Regions from separate parts of the Mus musculus genome. Here region 1 is linked to region 2. The links are chromatin loops, found by intact Hi-C in ENCODE. Cell type or tissue: left cerebral cortex. All regions are shown on one strand. Links, peaks and the distances in the headings refer to the core of each region. The heading gives the core; the rest is flanking DNA. Region 1 holds the start of Rlim (ring finger protein, LIM domain interacting). Region 2 holds the start of Nexmif (neurite extension and migration factor).

Region 1 (10,506 bases), core at 1,106-9,105, 220 kb before region 2:
ATTGAAAAAAAACAGAACAGAGTTGTGTTACTGCATTTATTTATGGGAAGATTCTGCTCACCATGCACACAATTTGTTCATAAATTTCCAGCAGCATGCTAGCAGCATATATAGTGCACTCAACACTCGTAAGACACCATATTAAGGAGAGATTACCTATTACCCAAACAGTAATGCACACTTAGCTTTTCTTGTCATTTCCTATCTTTACCTCTTGAAAGGGTAGTTGAGAAATCCAAAACAGATTCGGCAATGTCCCTCATGCCCAAGCTCTTTGCAGAGGAGTACTAGACTTATAGTCCACAATTCCACCTACAAGTCTCTAAAACAATTGAAATAACTACAGAGTAAATATAATAAAGGACAAAACTGCGCTATGCTACCAATGTATAGGATCAGGTTAGTGGGAAGCCACTCTGATGACACTCCATCTCCAGCTGACAGCAGTCAGTAACCACAGTACTACTTCAAGATTGAAGAGTCCTTATCAAGCTGGGCCTCTGAAACACTCCTGTTAATTCTAGCAGTGTAAAAGCCCAAGGTAGGAAGATCAGGAGTTCAAGGATGGCCTGGGCTACACAACAAATCTTATCAAAAAGCAAAGCAAAGCAAAACAAAACAAAACAAAAATATTTTCCCAAAATACTCAGAAGATGAGACAGGAAGATTTCCATGAGGTTGTTATATAATTAGCTCCAGGACAGCTTGTACTACAGAAGAAACCTTGCCTTAAAAAAAATTAAAAATAGGGGGCTGGCGAGATGGCTCAGTGGGTTAAGAGCACTGACTGCTCTTCGAAAGTCCTGAATTCAAATCCCAGCAACCACATGGTGGCTCACAACCATCGTAATGGGATCTGACGCCCTCTTCTGGTAAGTCTGAAGACAGCTACAGTGTACTGAATATAACAAATAATCTTTAAAAAATAAAAATAAATAAAAAAAAAACACAGCCAAAAAAGGACTGGCCTATCACCTATACCAACAAATTCATTTTAGTTGAGGAAAACAAGTCTTTAAGATCAAACATGATAACTCTATCCTTCCTGAGGTACTGTTGCTACACAGAAATCATGTGTGGGCCTTTAACCCTGACTCATACACTAATAAGAACCTTTTATACCTGCACCTAAGTTATCATCAAACTAGTATATCTCCCTAACCAGAAAGAATCATTCCCATCAGACTCCTTTAGACTGCCACAGGTCACAAACAGTAATCTATAGATGTGCAGTTATTACCATTAACCTACCTTAAGCACATGCAGACAGACAATTATGCTGCTGTCTACTACAGATATTTGTTCCACACATCTATTGGTGCTGCTGTAATTAATGGAATAAAAATCTCAAGTTTAATATGAGAAAATCTAGAGTGAAATTGACAATTACAAATTTCAGGTGGAAAATACTATGTTCAAAACCATATACACCCATAAACAAGATAACCATCTTTGAAAAACACCTCAGTTAACTGAAGGAGGAAAGATGAACTGCTTTATATACTATCTAGGAAATATCCCTATTCAAAGGTGAAATAAATGATGAAGGAAAAAACAATGCAACTATTACTGTCTGAGCATTGGTTATCAAAACTTCAAAGTACTGTATTAACTGGGCCCCAAGGATTTAGAAATCTCCATGTTAGATAAGTATACCTACAAAACAGAATGGCCTCTTCCTAGACAGTGACTTCAAAGTCCAGAACCTTATTTATTTATTTTTTTTACTTTTTTATGTTACCCACTCTAGAGTAAATCAAAGGAACAGGATGCTAGTCCAAGAGGTAGTTCTATTTCCCAGTCCTTTAGGATTATGGAAAAAGTACATGGAATGCAATTTTATAAATGCAAATGCTCCACTCGTCTCCTCTTCCTGAAAGCCTTATTACAATGTTAATCAACTGAAAAATATCAGCCTAACTTTTTTTTTTTTCTGGTTTTTCGAGACAGTTTCTTTGTGTAGCCCTGGCTGTCCTGGAACTCACTCTGTAGACCAGGTTGGCCTTGAACTCAGAAATCCTCCTGCCTCTGCCTCCTAAGTGCTGGGATTAAAGATGCGTGCCACCACTGCCCAGCTCAGCCTATCATTTCTAAAGAATTTGTTATTAAGCTGTTTCTTTAAAAAGACTCCTGATTATTTTTTTTTGAAACAAGATTTTACTATCTTGTCTGGAATTCACTATCTAGATCTGGTGGGCTCAAGTTGTGATGATCTTCCTGTGTCTGGTCCTCCAACTGTCAGGATTCCAGATGTGGGCCACCATGGCACTGACTTTTCTTTTAAGTAAATTTCTCAACTTACACCAAGAATATTACTAGATGAAATAGAAACTCTATAGCAAACCACCCAAATAGTGTATACTGGTTGATAACTCTCCCCTCTCACCTGATCCACTGAGGCAAATTACTTTAGAATTTATAGTTTTCGGATACAAGATAACTTACAGATTATCGCTTTTAATTTCCACTAGCTTTCTGGTAACTGGAGAACCAACAGGTATAGAGGTGAGTTTGGTGCCTTCAGTGTTGAGACAGACCTGAGATAAAATAAGTGCTTCAAAACCATAACCAGTTGGCTTAGGACAATCTAAGTTTGCATTTGCTTTCTTATTAAGTGTACTGGTTAGCACAAGTAATTTATATATTTATCTTACAATGTTAATAATAATGAAAAAATTAATTCCAATTAGAGTAATACATACCAACATGACTTCTTGAATCTTGAAGAGGAAAAGAAAATTATGGCACAGAAAGTAACACATATTCTATTGCTATTTCATTTATTCACTGAACATTTAAAAACAACTTCTTATACCCAGGTCTCTAACAACATCTTAAAAACAGCATACTTTTTTCTTTCTTTCAGCGCACACCTCTAATCTTAGCACTCAGGAGGCAGACCAAGTGGATCTCTAAGTTCCAGGCCTGCCGATCTATAGAACTAGTTCCAGGATTACAAAGAGAGACTGTCTTGAAAAAGAGCATGATAGATAGATAGATAGATAGATAGACAGACAGGCAGGCAGACAGATGCCACAGATAAAGCACTTTCAGGTACTGAAAAGGTACCCTTTGAATTCACAGTAGAAAGTACCCATTATGAATAGCCAACACCAATGAATCCATCCAACCACATGACTGTAGAATAGAACGTATATTTGTAAAATGCATTCTATTATTATAAATCACCAGGAGACAACACAAAAATAATTACCTGTCTTTTAGGACATAGTATTGAAATCCAATAAACTGGATTTTAGTCTTCTTCACTCAGCTCTAGAAAAAAAAAAGCATTCATTATTCTTCCTATTACAAAATCCGTATTTTCTTTGAAATACAACAAATTCTTAAAAACACATTTTGGTTATATATATCATAACCCAACCTAACTTAATGTTAGTATTAGTATATTTGGACAACCAAGGTCAGAAGGAACCAGGAGTTAGATAAAAGATTTCCTTTAAAGGCCAAGAGGCAATCTACCTTTTAATATTAGCTTGTTTAAAATAGGCTTTTCCTTATCAGACTAATAATTATTTTCAAGTTCTACGAGCCACTTTCAAGAACTTATTTGGCATACCACAGTAGCCTAAGGCAGAAATTAAAATAATAAAAATCATCAGGACATTTTAAGCTAAGAGATATTTGTGACCTTTTCAGCATGATTGTTTGCCCTTAAATAGTTATCTTAAAGGGTGCTTGGGTTGGTCCTTTTAGATCCTTAACCTGTATTTCAGAAACTGATTTGAGGAAAAGGTGGACCTGTAATTGTGCCTGCCTCCTAATTATAAAGAATCAAAGAAATGATTAGGACTACACTTCCTATTCTTTCTGTCTTCAATCATTCAAACGCACGGTGGCTAATTACAAGTCAAGAAATGTAAGCAACTTATTTCTAGGAAAAAAAAACATATATACAGTGGGGCCTGCCAGGAGCCCATGAGAATCTGATATAAAATCCCTTTCCCCTCCAAAAGAGGAAAAAAATGACCTAAATAACTAGTCTCCTAGGCCTCAGATGCCAAACGAACCTGTGGAATAAGTATGGTGAAACTGTCCAGGAAAAGAACGTGGCTGTCTCCTCCATCTTGAAATTAATCAGCAGAAGGGGGAAAGGGACTGAGTATTCAGGAAGCAGAAGCCCAACCGGTTAATACTAGTTACTAAGCTATGGCGTACGTGGCAGGTACCGCCCGCCCGCAGAAGCAGAGACCCTTAGGGGTTTTTTTCTGAGTGGGGGAGGGGTAGGGCTGCTGGCAGATCACACGGAAATTAACTTGAAAATAGTCTGGCTCAATTCCCACACTTACCAGGGAAAACAACCCGCAACGTCTTTTCCCTCCGTTTTTTTAATTTTTTTTTTCTTGTGAGGAGGAAAACCCTTCTAGTAAAATCTGGCCAAGGATACACTTAGGGCTAAAGGTGCAGGGAAGCAAACCACGTTTGTCTCCGATCCTCCCGGAAGACTGTCACCGTAGCCCCAGAGGTTAACAAACTGGTCATGCCCTACAGAAGCGTTCAAAATGAGGCTCTGCGAATCCTGTGAAAATCTGAAGGTTCAAGAGTTCCCAACATCCGAATTAAGAGCACCTCCACCCCACTTCCCCAAACCCTAGCCCGATACGCAACGCGGGGCGACGACGATGGGGGGTGGGGGGAACCTCTTAGTAAGAAGCACTGGAGCCATCCTCACGCCTGAGGCCCGGAGTCCAGGATCGCCTCCCCGGCGTTCGTTCTTAGCTCGGGAGGGCCGGGCCCCGACTCCACGGCCTGGGAGAGGAAGTCCTGCCCGACTCCTTCCCCTTCTTCCACGAGCGGGGCCGACACACGCCACCCAACTAAAATGGCAGCGGCGACTACGCCACGGAGCCCCCCACAGCCGGGAGCCCAGGTCCGGAGGCCGTAGTGGGTGTCTCGGCCGCGGCTGGCCAACTCGGGCCATTTTGAGGGCCGCGGCCCCTGCCTGCCTCCAGTCCGACATCCCATTTCTCGGGGTGCCCGTACCTTCACTTACACGGTGTTTCGGCCAGGAGGGAACTCAACTGGGCTCCGCCGCCGCCACTGGGACCTCCGCTGCGCTACTGTGCTGCCGCTGCCGCCGCGTTCTAACCCGCCTCTAAACCCGGGCAAGAGACCCGCCTCTAGAACAGCGCCAGCTCGGAGACGTAGCTCAATCAGCCATTATCTTCCCCATTGTTACCTAGCACTGACAGGAAATGACTGCCCACAACAGGAAGTGATGCTGCGCTCCCAGCTTCACAGGCCCCCGCCCAGACTGCTGGCCAGCCAATCCCAGTTGAGCCCTCGAAAAGGCCTGGTGGGCAGAGGAGGGGCCGGACAGACTACCCGCCCAGACGGGCGGCGGGTCGGGAAAAAAATGCTACTGGGACGCCCACCATGTGACAGGCCCCACCCTCCTTCGCCATTTTGAGTTGTAGCGAGAAATTCGCGTTCTGAGAATTGTGGGAACCTTCGCTTTCCCATTTTGAAAGCTGAAGGACGTCACAGTCGGGCCGCTTGAAGCCCTTCACAGAGAACAAGAATGTAGTATCGGTGTAACTGGCATTGATCCATACAGTCCAGACTAGTGTAGACGGCAGCCAACCTTTTATTCAACATGTATTTATCGAATGCCAACTGTAGCTCAAGCACAGCTGTAGATGTTGAGGAAGTTGAACCATAAATTAAGTTGAAATAGTCCAAGAATTCTCAGTCCTTAAGGGATTTGGTAATCTAGGGTGAACACACTTATAAAACAATTTGTTGCTAAATACTAGAGATTAAAAGTGAGGAAGTGGGTGGAGGCATAAAACGTGGGGACAAAAGTGAATTTGCAATGTTAAAAAGTGGTGGGGAAGGCCTCCTCGAGGCTCTAACTAGAGTACTTTAAAAGGGTGTGGCGATTTGTAAATGGATGGGAAAAAGTGATAGTGGGGGAATTCGAAAAGGGCGGTTAAGGAAGCGTCTATTGGATGCTAAAGCCTAAAGAAAGGACCAGAGGGAATGCGCCATACACCTTTCAGTTCCCATTGTTCAGTTAAAGGGAATAAGAACCCAACCGCCCCCACCCCGTTTTAAAGTACGTCTCTGTGTTCCCACCCTATTTTTCTGTTTTCTGATAAAAGAACAGGTAGACTAACTTTTTTACTGTTGTTCCAACGAACCTAACTTATTGCTACATCAGTTGCTTAAACTGGGCTGGAAGCTGGAAGCTGGTCGACGGTGGCTCGCCTTTAACGCCAGTACTCAGGAGGCAGAGGCAGGCAGATCTCTGTGTAAGTTTAAGGCCAGCCTGGTATACTGAGTGAGTTCTACGACAGCCAGGGCTACACAGAGAAACCCTGTCTCGAAAAACAAAAACAAAAAACAAAAAAAAGGCACACACATAAACTACACTATAATATTTTTCTTTTCATATTTTTTACATGGATCGTCTAGGCCTCACCTCACCTCCTAGAGAAACCCGTGACCACTCTATTTAACCTTCTCCATTACCTACGTAATTTTCTGTAAAGCACTTAGTTTATCTCACCGGTTAAGAACGCGGTAAAGAGCTGGAGAGATGAGTCAGCGGTTAAGCACACAGACTGTTTTTCCAGAGGCGCTGAGTTCAATTCTCAGCAACCACGTGGTGGCTCCCAACCGTCTGCCATGTGATCCGATGCTCTCATCTGCTGTGTCTGTAGACCGCGACAGTGTAATCACATACATAAAATAAATAAATCTTTAAAAAAAAAAAAAAAGAACACGCCGGGCAGTGGTGGCGCACGTCTTTAATCCCAGCACTTGGGAGGCAGAGGCAGGTGGATTTCTGAGTTCGAGCCTGGTCTACAGAGTGAGTTCCAGGACATCCAGGGCTACACAGAGAAACCCTGTCTCCAAAAACCAAAAACACACACACACACTAAAAACCCAAGAACTGGGGAAGCTGAGACAGGAGGGTTGCTGAGAGTTGGAGGCCAACTTGGGCTACATAATAAATTCCAGACCAGCCTGAGATTAAAGTGTGAGACTAAATTTTAAAATGGAGAGTCTGTCTATGAGACCCAGGCTGGCCTTGAATCTACAGTCAAGCTTCTACTTCCCAAGTATTCGTACTGGTATTTCAAACCTTCTTCACTCTTCCCTGCTCAAAGGTCATGTAACTTTTAAAAGACAATCTGGTAATGTGTGTCAAAAGCCCCAGTGTAGCTGGGCACCACAGTGTTTGCCTGTTATCAAAGTACCTAAGAGGATCAAGCAGGATTGTAACTCATTCAAGGCCAGTCTGGGCTACCTAGTGTGTTCCAGGCCAGCCTGGGCTAGAGTGAGACTCTGTCTTTAAAAAAAATACTAGACATTATATAGAATGTTTTAATTTATAAATTACACTTTTTGCGTGTATGTTTGAGCCTGCTATGTTGCTCAAACGTTCTTACTTTCCACCCACTTTGTGGGCTGTCTCAGGGATTGAATTCAGGGCCAGAATGCCAGCAGAGGCCAAAGCTTAAAAAAATAAATATATCTATACTCTAGATAGAAGTCTACATTCCTTGGGGGGAGGGAGGGAGGGAGAGAGAGAGAGATTGATTTGTGGTTTTTCCCCAGTACTAAGGATGTACTTGGGATGCACTTGACCACTAAGCTAAATGCCCAACCCCTACAAGTCTATGTGGGCATACATGCAAGTAAAGTATAATCATTATTAGCCGTTTAACCTTCTTTATCTTTTTCTGTATTGTCTTAGAGATTTCACAGTGTCCATGTATTTAATAGATTTTAGCAAGGAGGACAGTCTTTTTCATTCAGTAAGTAAAAGCAGTAAGAATGTAAAACAAGAAAAGAAAAAGAGTTCCTATCCATTTGTTCTTTCTATGGTCCAAATACACACCTTGCCTCTGTTTCCGAAGACCTATGTTCCCATGCTTGTTCATAAACACACAGCTGCTTCAGGTATTAAGGAAATTATTCACATCATGCAGCCCATGATGCCATTTGAGTACACTCTAGAACCATCCAAGCAAACACTATTGAATATTTAGTTCCCATTCAGCCTACTTATGTGTCTCACGTGACAATGAAACAGCTGGGGGGAAAAACTCTCCTCGAGTTCATTTCAGTGATCTGCTGACGACTGTTTAGATCTATCAGTAGCTATCATCACAAGACCCGCTCTGTAGGCAAGACAGTCATTGAACCAATATTAACGTAAAGAACATAGGAGAAGAGTGTACCAACGGAAGTACCAAGAACAGCTGCCATTTGTGCCTGAGACCTGAAAGGGTGGTTCTGGAAAATGAGGGAAGAACTGGGAGAGACTGAACAGCCTTATTTACATTCCCTGGGATGAGAAAATGGAGCCTGGGGTGCTGAAGCACTAGACGGTTTTGTCCAACAAAGATTCTGTTTTATTTTCTTCACACATTAGAATTTAATTGGGCCATTTGCTTGTATATTGATTTTATTTGTATGTTTATAATCTATCAGTCTTCCGGCTTGCTGCCTCCTACCCCTCTGAGAGTAAACACCATGGGAACTGCGCTTGGCTCCACCCCTTCACAGCAGAATCTCCCCAGCCTAAAATACTAACAATCACCAAATCAATAGTTTTAAATGAATCAACAAGCTAGCATGTAGTTTTTATTGCAGATTTCGAATTTCTCCTAATAGCAATGAAAATCGTTAGTTTTTTTTAAAAAGAAAGATCAATGTTATCTGATTCAATATTGTCTTGTTTTTGTTTTGTTTGTTTTTTAAAGCTCTTTATGTATGCTATGTGTTTGATTTTGGTTTTTCTTTTTAAAAAATAATATTTAAATTTAGAGATAACATTTACAGCTGTGGTGTGTTCTAAGCTTCATTTTTCTTTCTAGAAATATCCCCACTATTTTAAGATATAATAAGTAAGTGCTGTTTTTAAGACAGTCCAAAGGTTCTGTGGAAAAGGCAGCTTCAGAATATTTACTTAGTTCTCTTAATGCCTCTAATGTCGTTCAAAAATCTTTTGAGTAACAATCATGGACCTCTCTGACACGCCCAGTGAGTACAGTATATTTACCTTGCCATTCCACACACTAGACCTTCTTCAGCCTCTGGCTCTACCAGTGCCCCTCTCGCCACCGCCCTTTGACTCTGTCCTTGGTCAGGTTTCAGTGCAGTTAAGATCACAACAGAGCTTTATTCTCCCCAGCAGGTCACCTCATCTTCACTTCGCATAACAAACACTCATTTTGCATTGTAGATAACATGTCTACTTCTTGAGAACAAATACTGCCTCTTTTGAAGATAGCAGACAGGGTAATAGATACTCTGTAACTATTTGAATAAATGGGTAGATGGGAAAAAATCTGGGGGCTGGAGAGATGGCTCAGTGGCTAAGAGCACTGACTGTTCTTTCAGAGGTCCCGAGATCAATTCCCAGCAACCACATGGTGGCTCACAACCATCTAAAATGGGATCTGATGCTCTTCTAGTGTGTGTCTGAAGACAGCTACAGTGTACTCATATACATAATAAATAAATAAAACTTAAAAAAAAAAGAAAAAATCCACTGGCCAAAATCTTTTACCCAGGAAACCATTTAGTTTTTAGTGCTTCCATTCCACTGCTTGCTCTTTTAGAAGTTCACTCTAACAGTTAAGATAGAAGTGAACTGTAAAAGCCTTCTTCAGTTCGTTCCAAGGAAGTGCATAAAGATACAAAGGTAAATATTCACTAATGTTTTATTTAAACAAATAAATTAAGTATTAATTTATTTTGGCACCAGAGATCAAACTGAATGTGTCTATGGTCTTATGAACACTAAGCAAGAGCTCTGTCACTGAACCAGATCCTCAAGTCTCTTATTCATTCATTTATTCCTTGGATTAAGTCATTCATTCAATAAATACTGGGAGCCAATGCTCTTCCTTACGCCTTGGGGCTTTGGGTACAGAAGTTACAAACTCTGTCTTCTTCTCATAGTGGAAGAGAAGCATCCTGGGAGAATGTAGTTTCATCATTTTATAAAGATGTGTGCAGATTCCATTGACAGCCCAGGAGTTCTCACTCGTGTGTGATTCGTTTGAGGGTATAGAAGGCATTAATATGATCAAAGTAACGTGTGTGTGTATGTGTGTGTGTGTGTGTCCGTCTGTCTGTCTGTGAAAATGTCACAGTTGATGAAACAAGAAAAGGTCAAAATGAAGCCCGTTATTTTGCACAATTAGTACGTTGTAATAAAAGAGAACAAAGGAAAGATTAGAACGGCAAGCACACAGAGCACAGAAAGCCTGCAGAGGGCATTCCAAGCCCTAAAAGCTTTAAAAACACTATGCTGTGTGTTTGCCTCATCCCTGGCAAACATTACAATTCTGTTTACTTCTCCCAGCACAATGGCCCATTTTCACTGAGACTATAGGCACGTGCCTGTCAAACGTCCTGTTTATACTGGCATTGTTATTGAAAACTGCCAGTTCCCTCAGAACTATTATCTCTGCAAAGTTCATTGTGGTGCATATTGTTTCTCCCACAACCTCCCCAGTAATT
Region 2 (10,506 bases), core at 1,620-9,619:
CATGAAAGCAAGAAGCACTCTCCAATGTGTAGAGGGTACCTCTTTGAGTACATGTGTATGTGCAAACATAGACTTCCATTTTGTGTCGATATCTTTGAACACAATATTCCAATTCTGTCAGACACAAAGCATCAATCTTTCTGAGGATCTTCTACAGAAAGACCTCTTGGCTGACAAATGTAAGGTGAACTAGGTTAAAGAGTCATTGTCTCTCAGAAGCTCACTAGTCTATCAAGTTTTGAAAATTAACTATCAACTCAAATTAGGAAATATGTCTTTTAAAGGTGCTGTACTTTAAGTAATCATAGAATTTTTAAAGAATAAAACAAGTGTGCCACAACATATGGTAACCTACCAATAATCCCAAATAAAAAAATACTTTAACTTTGTTCACATGAAATGAATCTCTTCCTTGTCATCTTTCTGTGGGAAGGCTCTTGTGTATCCCAGGCTGGTCTCAAGTTTGCTATCTAGTTGAGGATGACTTTAAACTTCTTGTCTTCCTACCTTTTCTTCTTGAATGCTGGGATCATAGCTCCACATCCAGTTTAGGTGGCACTAAGGATTGAACATGGAGTTTTATGCAGCCCGTCTCTGAAACAAGACAGGGTCTCACTACACATCCCAAGATTTCCTCGAACTCTCTGTTTCCAAGGTTGACCTCAAGCTCAGGATCTTCTTGCCTCTCAGCCTCTTGTGTGGGGGATTATACCACATCTGGGTTTATGCTTGTTCTTGATGGAGGGTGGGTCAAAATTCCTATGTTTAGATGCAGTGTACAAATCTTGTTCTCCAGCCTTTAGATAATCTGCAGATAGACAGCAGAAGCTTCTTTCTCCAGCTAGTTTGTGGGACACTTGAAAAAAACAATGGGAGAATGAAACTGATAGTTTTCATAGGATTTGGGGACACTTGAGGAAAATGGTACATAATTGCTTAAATCAAAGTCATCTTACTGGAGAGAAATAAGATGATCTATAGACACGCCATTTTGGAAAAAAAATTGTGTGCGTTGTGGATGCTCTTAAGAATTCTGCCAGGGGTTTTTGGAACATTGTATGTAATGCCAGTACTCGGGAGGTGGACGTATGAGGATCACAAATCCAAAAGTAGCCTGGGCTACACACAAGACCCTGTCTAAAAATGAAAAACAAAAGCAAAAAACACTCATGGCTGGAAATGTAGCTCCAAGGTAGAGCTCTTCTCTAGCGTGTCCAAGGCCCTGTGCTCCATCTTCAGCTCCGGGGGGAAAAGGGGAAAAAGCTTGGAACAGAACACAACAAAAGCAAAACAAACGCTAGAAATCCTTTCCGGCTGGAGAACAAGGAAAGACATTAGATCATAGCATTTACAAGAAAAAGGGAGCACATTCCATAGCCAAAGTCTGTGAATCACTATTCAGGACAGAGGGAAGAGACAAAAGATCCTTGCCTCTACCTGGAGCAGGCCTCAAAAAGGCAGCTTCCCTGAACTGCCTCCTTCCCTAAATTGTGATATGCTTACTGTGGCAGGAGGCCGATGTTGTTTCATGTCTGCCTCAAAATACATTTTCTGGATAGCAGTGAAGGTACAAACTTAAAGGTCACCTGAAGTGCTCCTGTCATGGCTCTTTGTTTTGTTCTCAAAGCGTCCTGGACAACCAGCTTAAGTTCTTTATGTCCAACCTTATGACCTTGGATTTGAAAGGGTGCTCTGGTGAGGAACTATTAACTAGGGAGCTCGACTCTTCAGAGGAAGTAAAATAATAAAGGAAAATATAAAGTTTAAATCTGAAATCCTCCAACATGGGAAAAACAATGAAGCCAAAAATGACCTGCTTCTCAGTGAATCAGTCTCCTCTGTATCACTTGTTTGACCCTTCTATCTTCTTTTGCTTACTGCCAGCAGGAACATTTTGACCACGGGTATACTAACACATAAAAAGTTTACATATAACAGTCAAAGGCCAACTAGAATCTCCTCTTACTACAATGGAAGGGGCTTGCAGAAGAAAAAAATCTCTAGAACTGGATTTAGGAGCAGAGAAACTGCAATAAATGCTTCTTTGGTTAAGACAGTCCCTCCCCTAAGCAAATACTTCAGTGAGACTAGAACCTCCACAGTGATTGTGTTAGAGTGCCATGAGCACGTCTTTGAGTGTTTTAAATCCGGCTGTTAGAGCTTTTTCTTTCTCTCTTCTACCTCCGTAAACACAAGCAAAGGGAATCAACAGCACATCTTTAGTTCGCTTTGCTCTCTGGGCAGCTTACAGGTAATCAGATTGTAAAAAAAAAGAAAAGAAAAGAAAAGAAAAGAAAAGAAAAGAAAAGAAAAAGAAAAAGACAGGAGAAAGACAGTGAGTAAAACAGAAAGCAGCAGTGTTCTGCAGTTGTTTGACTTTGGCAACAGGGATATTACAGGTTTGCACGTGTGCCTGCATGTGTGTATGTGTGTGTTAAAAAAACATTGATGCATCGAAGATTTATTCATTGAACAGACTGATTTATTTAACAGACTTGACATATGTCAAATTCTGCCATGTGCTTATATAATTGTTACCCATTTATCCGAGCTGTAATTTAGGCAAATATTTGTTTTAAAAGTATTTTCTTTTAAATGGCTTTCTCTGGCTTGCTGCACAATCAGTGGTTCTTTTTAATTATGTTAACAATAGCTATTTGGTTGGAGTCTGTGAAATCTAATCTTTTCCCTAAACTCTTTTCAGTTTTTTTTCAAGTAATTACTTTCAAGTTAAAAATCATACCACAGGAAGAATTTAAATGTGCACAATATTTTATGTTTTGATATTTTGAATGTTTGGTCTTCAAAAAAAGTTAGTTTCTTGACATATTGTTAATAATCACAGATCTGGTACTATTGAAGTAAAAAAAAAACTGGCTAAAGGGACAAGAGTGTGATTTTTCTTAGCCTAGTTCTGTGGGGCATAGGGGTATGGAGACAGGAAGACAAGCTGGGGGGTGTGCTCTACAAAGAATTAAGTAGAAAAAGACAAAGTAAATGAAATCAAATTTCAAGTCTTACAAATTTTCTTGAATCACCCCACCCTATTTGAACACATGGGCACACACACAAAAATTATGTCTTTTCAACTCAAATACATGCAATCTATCTAGGTTCTGTGGGAGACAATTTTTGCTAAGTATTTCCAAGAAACAACAACAAAATGTCTAATCACTAGCTGCCAGAGGGGCTTTGAATTCCCCTATTGTAAATATGTTGCTTGCAAAAAAGCCCGAGGTTTATTTGACCTCCCTGGTCAAGGAGTATGGAGACTATGTAAGATGTAAGAGTATAGAGACTACATAAGATGTAAGGGTGGGGATAGAGGGAAATCCCACCACCACACAAGTACATTTCTGACCTAGTAAGCAAATACGCTTCTGTTGTTAGTGCTGGGTAAAATGTACAAGTCTTCCAGAAATTAGAGACTGTAATAAAAATGTACCAGCCCAAATTTAAATTGCTCACTAGACAGATGGTTAATTATATTCACAGCCACATATTTCACTGGGATAGAGTTTCAGACACTCAGCCAGTTTTATTTGATTAGCCGGTTTTCTAGTTAATATGTAAAATGACAGTTTCTTAAGGTTTTTTTTTTGTTCCTTTCTAAAAATATTTTTTAATAAGTGTAAAATCTCCTCAGCTATGAGAACATCACTGCTGTAAATAAAATGTTTGGTCATTCTATCCATGCATAAAGATGTGCGACTCACCCCGCAAGTCCCAAATGGTCTCTTGCAGTTCAGAGGAAACCATTAGAGCACCTTTTACTCAGCAAGCAAAATATTCCAGAACTATAAGCACACTCTGCTTCTTCAATTAAAACAGTTTTTTAAATCCCAGCGCTAAAGTATTTTATAAAGATACTTAAAAAAAAGTCCTGCCAACCCCACACACTATTGTGTATTCTCAGACAAGTCTACAAAATGAAACGTTAGAAAAAGCCACACAGTTAAGTATGCTGTTGCGCCTAGAATTTAACAACATGTTGGAAGCCAAAGCCCAGAAGCAAAATATGAGACTTGGTCATTCCAAAATGCTACCAGAAGCTGGACAAAAATCTGAAGTGCTGGTGTCAAAATGGGAATGTCAACTGATTTTTTTTTTTTTTTTAACTTCAGAAAAAGACTAAAAGCCTTGCGCCCGTGGTTCGGTGTCTCACTAATGAGACAGGAGCAGTCATGCTGAAACCACTGGATTCCTCAGCTGAACAGCGCGGTCTGCACACTTTCGGGGAGCGGGGCCGCCCCACGGCCTCTGAGCCCGCAGGGCTGGATAAGATCGAGCCGCAGCAGTGTCCCTGCAGGCGCAGCAGCGACGAGCTCCAGGAGTCCCGGAGGAAAGCGTCAATCTGACGGCAAGGGAGAGCGGGAAAGGGCAGCGGGCCAATTTCCTGCAAAGGTGACAAGCCTGGGCGAGGCTCGCTCGGGCCCCTAACTTCTCGTCGGTCGCCAGCGGCGGCTGCTTGGAGCGGGTGCTGCGAGCCGCCCGTGCCACCGCGGGGTGGCCAGAGGCGCCTGGGGCGCGCGGGAGCCTCGGGCGGGGGAGGCGTCCGTACGGCGGCCAGCGGCGCCTTCGCACCTCTGCAGCTTCGGCCGGGACGCCAGCCGGCGCCCGCCGCGTGCCTACGTTTTCCCGCTCCCTCGGACGCGTGCCTCGGGCCGTGCCACTTTCCCCAGACGCCCGAGGTTCCCCCGGGGTCACCGAACCGATGGGAGGTGGCAGGCGGCTAGCGGCCGCTGCCCTGCGGCAGGCAGGCGTGTGTGAGCGGCGGCGGCAGTGGCGGCGGCTCCGGCCCGCTCCCTTCCCCTCCCCCTCCCCCGGCGGCGGCACACAGGCCTTTCCTAGATTGCAGCGCACGCTCGGCGGCGGCGGCGGCGGCAGCGGCGGCGGCAGCGGCGGGCGAGCCAGGCTCCCTCGCCCCGGCGGCCTCGCTGCCTCCCGCACACAGACAGCACCCGCACGCCATTCGCACACTCTCCCACTCACACACACTCACACGCACGCGCGCGCACACACACACACACACACACACACACACGCTCTCCCCGCCGGCATCCCTTGCTCGGCTCCTCGCTCGGCTAGCCCTCGGTTCCTCGCAGCCGCCACCCCCACCCCCAGCTGCCGCCCGCCGGCTCCAGCCGGCCCGGGGAGCCAGGGAGAAGGCCCGGGGGGGATGGGGGAGGCTGCATGGCAGCGCTCAGACTCACCTCGCAGGCCGCCTCCCGAGGCGCACGTCGCTGGTGGGTCCTTGCTGCCGGCGTCCCGAGCTGGGACGGTCGCAGTCAAGGCTGGGCTGCCGCCGCCGTCGCCGTCGCCGGAGCTGCTAGAGCTGCCGCCGCTGCTCCCGCTCACTGCCGTCTCCTCTGCCTCTGCTCCATGCGCGGGGCCCGCCAGGTGGACGCGCCTCGCTCCGCTCGCTCACTCTGGCTCCGCCGCAGCCGCCGCACTAGATGGAGGCAGAGCTGTCGGGCTCGGGCGCCGAAACTCAGAGGCTCCACAGCCGCCCGCCGGCTCCCAGGACAGCGCTCCTCTCACCGCGCCGCTCGCCCGCGCCAGCACTGCCCGGCTCGCCGGCTGCGCGCGGCGGTGCCCGGAGCCCGCTCTGCACGCGGTGGCTGCGGCTGTCCGCGAGACGGAGACGCGGAGGGCGGTTGCGACTGCCGCTAGCGCTGGGAACACTACTGCTAAACGCTGCCACTGCCGCTACTGCCACTGCTGTGGTGGTGGCGGCGGCGGTGGCTGCTGCTGCTGATGCTACTGGTTTTCCTTCCCGGGTTCTCCCCCCCTGCCTCGGCCCCCTCCTCCCCCCTTTCTCCTCCTCCTCCTCTTCCTCCTCCTCCTCCCCCTTCTCCTCCCTGGGCTGCTTGGCTCAGAGCCTCTGCGGGCTCTGCCTGCTCTCTTCTGCTTCCAGAGCTGCCTCTGCCCATTCAGAAAGGTGCCCAGAGTGGGGCTGCCTCGGCTGCCACCATCGCTATTGCCCCTGCCATTGTTTCCTCCAACACAGCAGTTCTTGTTGGACGCGTTCCCCTCCCTATCCTCCTTCCCCACCACAGCCCTCCCTATCTTGCTCTCTCTTTCCTTACCCTCTCTGCGGTCCCTTCCTCGTGTGTGCCCCCTCCCACCCTGTCTGTCTGTCTGTCCCTCCCGGCGGTCCCCTCAGACGTCCGGGAGCGCGCACTGCGCGGCCACCTGTCATAAAGGGCGCGCACCCCCCTTCCCCACCCCCACCCCGCCCCCCACTCACATTCTCGCAGCCCGCCCAGTCCACGGCGCTGCTGGCTTGTTCTTCCCCTAGCAGACACGCAGCCGGACACCACTCTCCCACGCCTTTGAAGGCAGTTATGTGTTCAGAGAGGGGCGCTCTGAAGTTTCAGGAAGAATATCTGAATGGCTCCATGTATTAAGCCTCTATCCATCCAACCTACCCTTAACTTCAGGCCCCAAGCCCCGGGAAGGTGGATTGTGCTGGAAGGGTTGTAACAAGGCAGAGAATTGGAAAGGGATGAGTTTTTTTAGGAAGTGAAGGAGAGAAAAAGGGATTCTGAATATGGCCGGGAAGGAAATGGGATCTGACTGCTGTCACAGGAAAATTCCTTAGGTGGTCATTTCCCTTTTGACGCCCTGGGAATCAACAGTACAGGAATGGAAAGCGACCCACCGGGGAACACGTAGTATTCAATGAAGCCCAGGGTGTAGGGTTGGGGCCTGAGAGCCACGGTCAGTGCCACTAGAAACCAGGGAGAACGATTAAGTGTTGACGCTAGAGCGGAGAGAATAAAGCTAGCTACTTTGTGTGCACTTGCTCCAGCAAGTCCTTGCCACAACCCAGCTTCCCAGTCATGGAGAGCTCAATTTCAGATTTCTCTGTTTCCACCCTACAGCCTCATTTTCTAAGGTCAGACTTCGAGATCTGCAGTGTGTAAGTCCTCTAACCCTTCCCAGGGCCTCTAGCCTGTCACCTAACCCCTCCCCAGAAACAGCACAGACATGGATAATGTGTATGGGTCAGGAGGGTAGGGGGAGAGATTTTTCAAGGCAAAGTAAAAGATACAGGGGTCGGGTTTAAGTTAAAGGAACGCAGTCCTGACTCTTTCATCCTCTTGCCATGGAGTGTCTGTGTGGGGTGGGGGCAGGTTTTTAAAACTTACACTCACCTAGGGGACACACTTCTGGGTGTGTTTTCAGGGAGGTTTAGCTAAAGGCCACCTACCATTTCACCTTCTTGGAATACTCCTTGTCAGTCCCCTCTTATATTACAGAAACTCATCCTTCAATAATGGCTCATTTCTCAAAGAATCCAAACTTCCTGAGTGTTTACCTGTGTGACAACCACTATGGTGAGCAACCTACACCAATTCTTTTGTTTAATCCTCATAATAAACACATTTTTATTACTTCCATTTTACAGGTTAGAATATTGAACCCTGACAAAATATGCACATCTTGAAAAGAGGAATAGTGCTTTATGTACCTTGCTTACTGTGCAAGTACACTTGCCTCTTTTAGGCCAATGAGATAAATAAAAAATAAAATAAAATTTGACATCCACCCTCAAGTGCAGAAACAAATGTCAAGCATATAAAAATGCCACCATGTATGGCTGGATTTCAATTGCCAGAATGAATTGCTCTTTGCCATTTGATTTCACCTTGGCTAACCACATATGCTGTTATTCTTTTTGAAAGTTAGTTGCCAGCCAGTGCGATGGCTTACTGGATAAAAAGCAGATGCTTCAATTCTGATGCTCCAACATCCCCCTGAGGCTCCCACATGGTAGAAGAAGAAAATCAACATCCAGAAGTGGCTGTTGATTTTGCACACGTGCCATAGTATGTACAAGTACATGCCCCCACACAGGCACACACAAAATGAATGTATAAAGGTCGTTTATTAGCTATCAGTTATTATTTTGTCAGTGTCTCCACTCAAAGACAGCAAGGAACACACATTATAATGAAACAGTTTCAGTGTGTTACTAGTTACAGTGAAGGAGAACATACATCATAAGTCTACTTATGAATGAACTGTGTCCCACCCCAGTACTGTGCTGACGTTCTAACCCTCCGGATCTCAGGCTGTGGCTACTTTTGAAATAGAATAGTTAAAGAAGTGATTAAGTTAAAATATGGCCAAAGTGTGGGCTGCAATCCAGTCTTCCTAGTGTACTTAAGAAGAGGACATTTAGGCACACACAGAGACACCAGGAGCTCACACACTGGGGAAAAGAACATGTGGGACACCATTAGAAGTCAGTCATCTGCTAGCTAAAGAGGCCTTAGGAGAAAGCAAACCTGTCAACAGCTTGCTTTCAGATTTTTTTATTGGATATTTATTTACATTTCAAATGTTATCCTCTCTCCCAATTCCCCTCCCAGAAACCCCCTATTCCATCCCCCTCCCCCTGCTTCTAAGAGGGTGCTCCCCCACCCACCCACTCCCACCTCCTCACCCTGGCATTCCCCTACACCGGGGCATCAAGCTTTCACAGGACCAAGGGCTTTCCCTCACATTGATGTCCAACAAGGCTATTCTCTGCTACATATGCAACTGGAGCCATGGGTCCCTCCATGTGTACTCTTTGGTTGGTGGTTTAGTCCCTGGGAGCTTTTGGGGGGGGCGGAGTCTGGCTGGTTGATATTGTTGTTCCTCCTATGGGGCTGCAAACTCCGTCAGCTCCTTCAGTCCTTTCTCTAACTCCAACATTGGGGACCCCGTGATCAGTTCAATGGTTGGCTGCGAGCATCCGCCTCTATATTATGTCAGGCTTTGGCAGATCCTCTCAGGAGACAGCCACATCAGGCTCCTGCCAGTATAATCTTCAGAAATGTGAGAAAACAGTTTTGTTTTTTGTTTTTTTTTTTTTTTTTGTTTAAGCCACTCTCATTTTGTTATGGCACCCCAAGCAAGCTAATGTAATAAGTAATCATGGGGTAACAGTAAAGAGATGGAATAAAGGGTTTATTATACAATTTGAGATTTGGTCAAGCAGGACAATTTAGGACAGAGGTCTAAGGAAAGTGGAGTTCTGCTCCATGTTAAATACAGTCATAAAGGAAGGGATATGTATGAAATGCCATTTTAATAAGTCTTATCTATATAGAGGTCAAACTAAAGTGAAAACAAGGTTTCTATGGGTGGTACAATGACCTTTTGTCTATGGTTAGACAACACTATGAGCCAGTCTTGTTTTGTCTGTCTTTATCATGTTCTCAGAGGAACTTCATCTGATGTTGGTATTTTTAAAGGTTGTTTTGTCCAACAGAAAATCTTGGTTTGCCTATGAGTGCCAGAGGCAAGCTGGATCTCACGGCACAGGCTTATAATCTCAGATACTTGGAAGGCTATGGTGGGAAGATCAAAAGTTGAAAACCTGCTTCAGCCACAGTATGGGGAAATTATTGATATAGAAAATTATTGGGAAGCCGGGCGTGGTGGCACACGCCTTTAATCCCAGCACTTGGGAGGCAGAGGCAGGTGGATATCTGAGTTTGAGGCCAGCCTGGTCTACAAAGTGAGTTCCAGGACAGCCAGGGCTATACAGAGAAACCCTGTCTAGAAAAAACAAAAAAAGAAAAAAGAAAATTATTGAGATATAGACCAGAGGTTGTATGTGCCTCCCATACACGGAGCCCTAGGTTCAATCCCTAGGTTCAATCCCTAGAACAATCCCTAGGTTCAATCCCTAGAACCAAAGTAAACAAATAAAAAAGATGTTAGAAGCTTCTGCTTCTTTCTCACTTGTGACATCTTAACGCCATCCATTAGCTTTGTAGTTTTAAGTGAGTTTTTTTTCACCTCTCTGTACCTCAATTCTTCATCTGTGATTGAGGAAAATGAGAGTAAATATAAATTGTTATGGGAGCTGAATGTAAATATACAATCATATGATATAATCTGTTATATATCATCTACTGTACATTTGTATTATAAAATTATTTATAAATATATATTCTAAGGACTACATAGTCTTTAGAAAAATGCTTGACACATAGGCAGCCTTCATTAAATGTGAGCTCTTTTCTGTCTATTTTCTCCAACAGTCAATCATAGCATGAATTATATGATTATGCATCTGCGTTGATACTTTCTCCTGTGATAGACTGTGAGCTCTTTGAGAGCAGGGGAAGTAGATATTATTATATTAATAATAGCTAGTGATGATGGCTAATTTTGATTGTCGACTTGACTGGATTTACATTCACCTGGGACATACATGTGTGCATATTCTATAAGTGTAATCCAAACAAGTTTCACTGAGAAAAACGCCCACTCTGAATGTGGACATCACCATACCATGGCCTGGAGTCTCTGGATGAGTAAAAAGAGAAAAAAAGAGAAAGGATGCAGGCTACTTGCATTCATCACTCTCTGCTTTCTAACTATAGACACAATGTGACTAAAAGCTTTATAATCTTTTTCTTATACATTCCCCACTGTGATGGAGAGTGTACCCTTAAATGTGAGCCAATCTTCTTTCCCTGAGTTGTTTTTTTTTTTTAA

The links. A loop is a pair of places that touch in the nucleus more often than their neighbours do. Peaks named below come from ENCODE experiments on the same cell type or tissue, not always from the same donor. Only the 100,000 strongest peaks of a DNase experiment are listed, where the experiment ranks them.
Region 1: a loop joins it to region 2, with 5 times the contacts of the local background. A loop is called at or near these places in 2 of 42 quality-filtered maps.

Annotation. Positions count from the first base shown.
Region 1 is chrX:103,976,059-103,986,564 of GRCm38, forward strand. It overlaps Rlim (ring finger protein, LIM domain interacting), which reads right to left and starts at 5,227. Exons shown (of 5, transcript NM_011276.4): 1 at 5,005-5,227; 2 at 3,215-3,276. In left cerebral cortex, for the core only: no CTCF peak of the experiment used is centred there; DNase peaks (open chromatin) are centred at 4,314, 4,720 and 5,303; H3K4me3 peaks cover 2,116 bases; H3K27ac peaks cover 1,284 bases.
Region 2 is chrX:104,195,420-104,205,925 of GRCm38, forward strand. It overlaps Nexmif (neurite extension and migration factor), which reads right to left and starts at 5,765. Exons shown (of 5, transcript NM_001077354.3): 1 at 5,214-5,765. In left cerebral cortex, for the core only: a CTCF peak has its summit at 5,687; DNase peaks (open chromatin) are centred at 3,484, 4,307, 5,121, 5,730 and 2 more places; H3K4me3 peaks cover 3,078 bases; H3K27ac peaks cover 1,841 bases.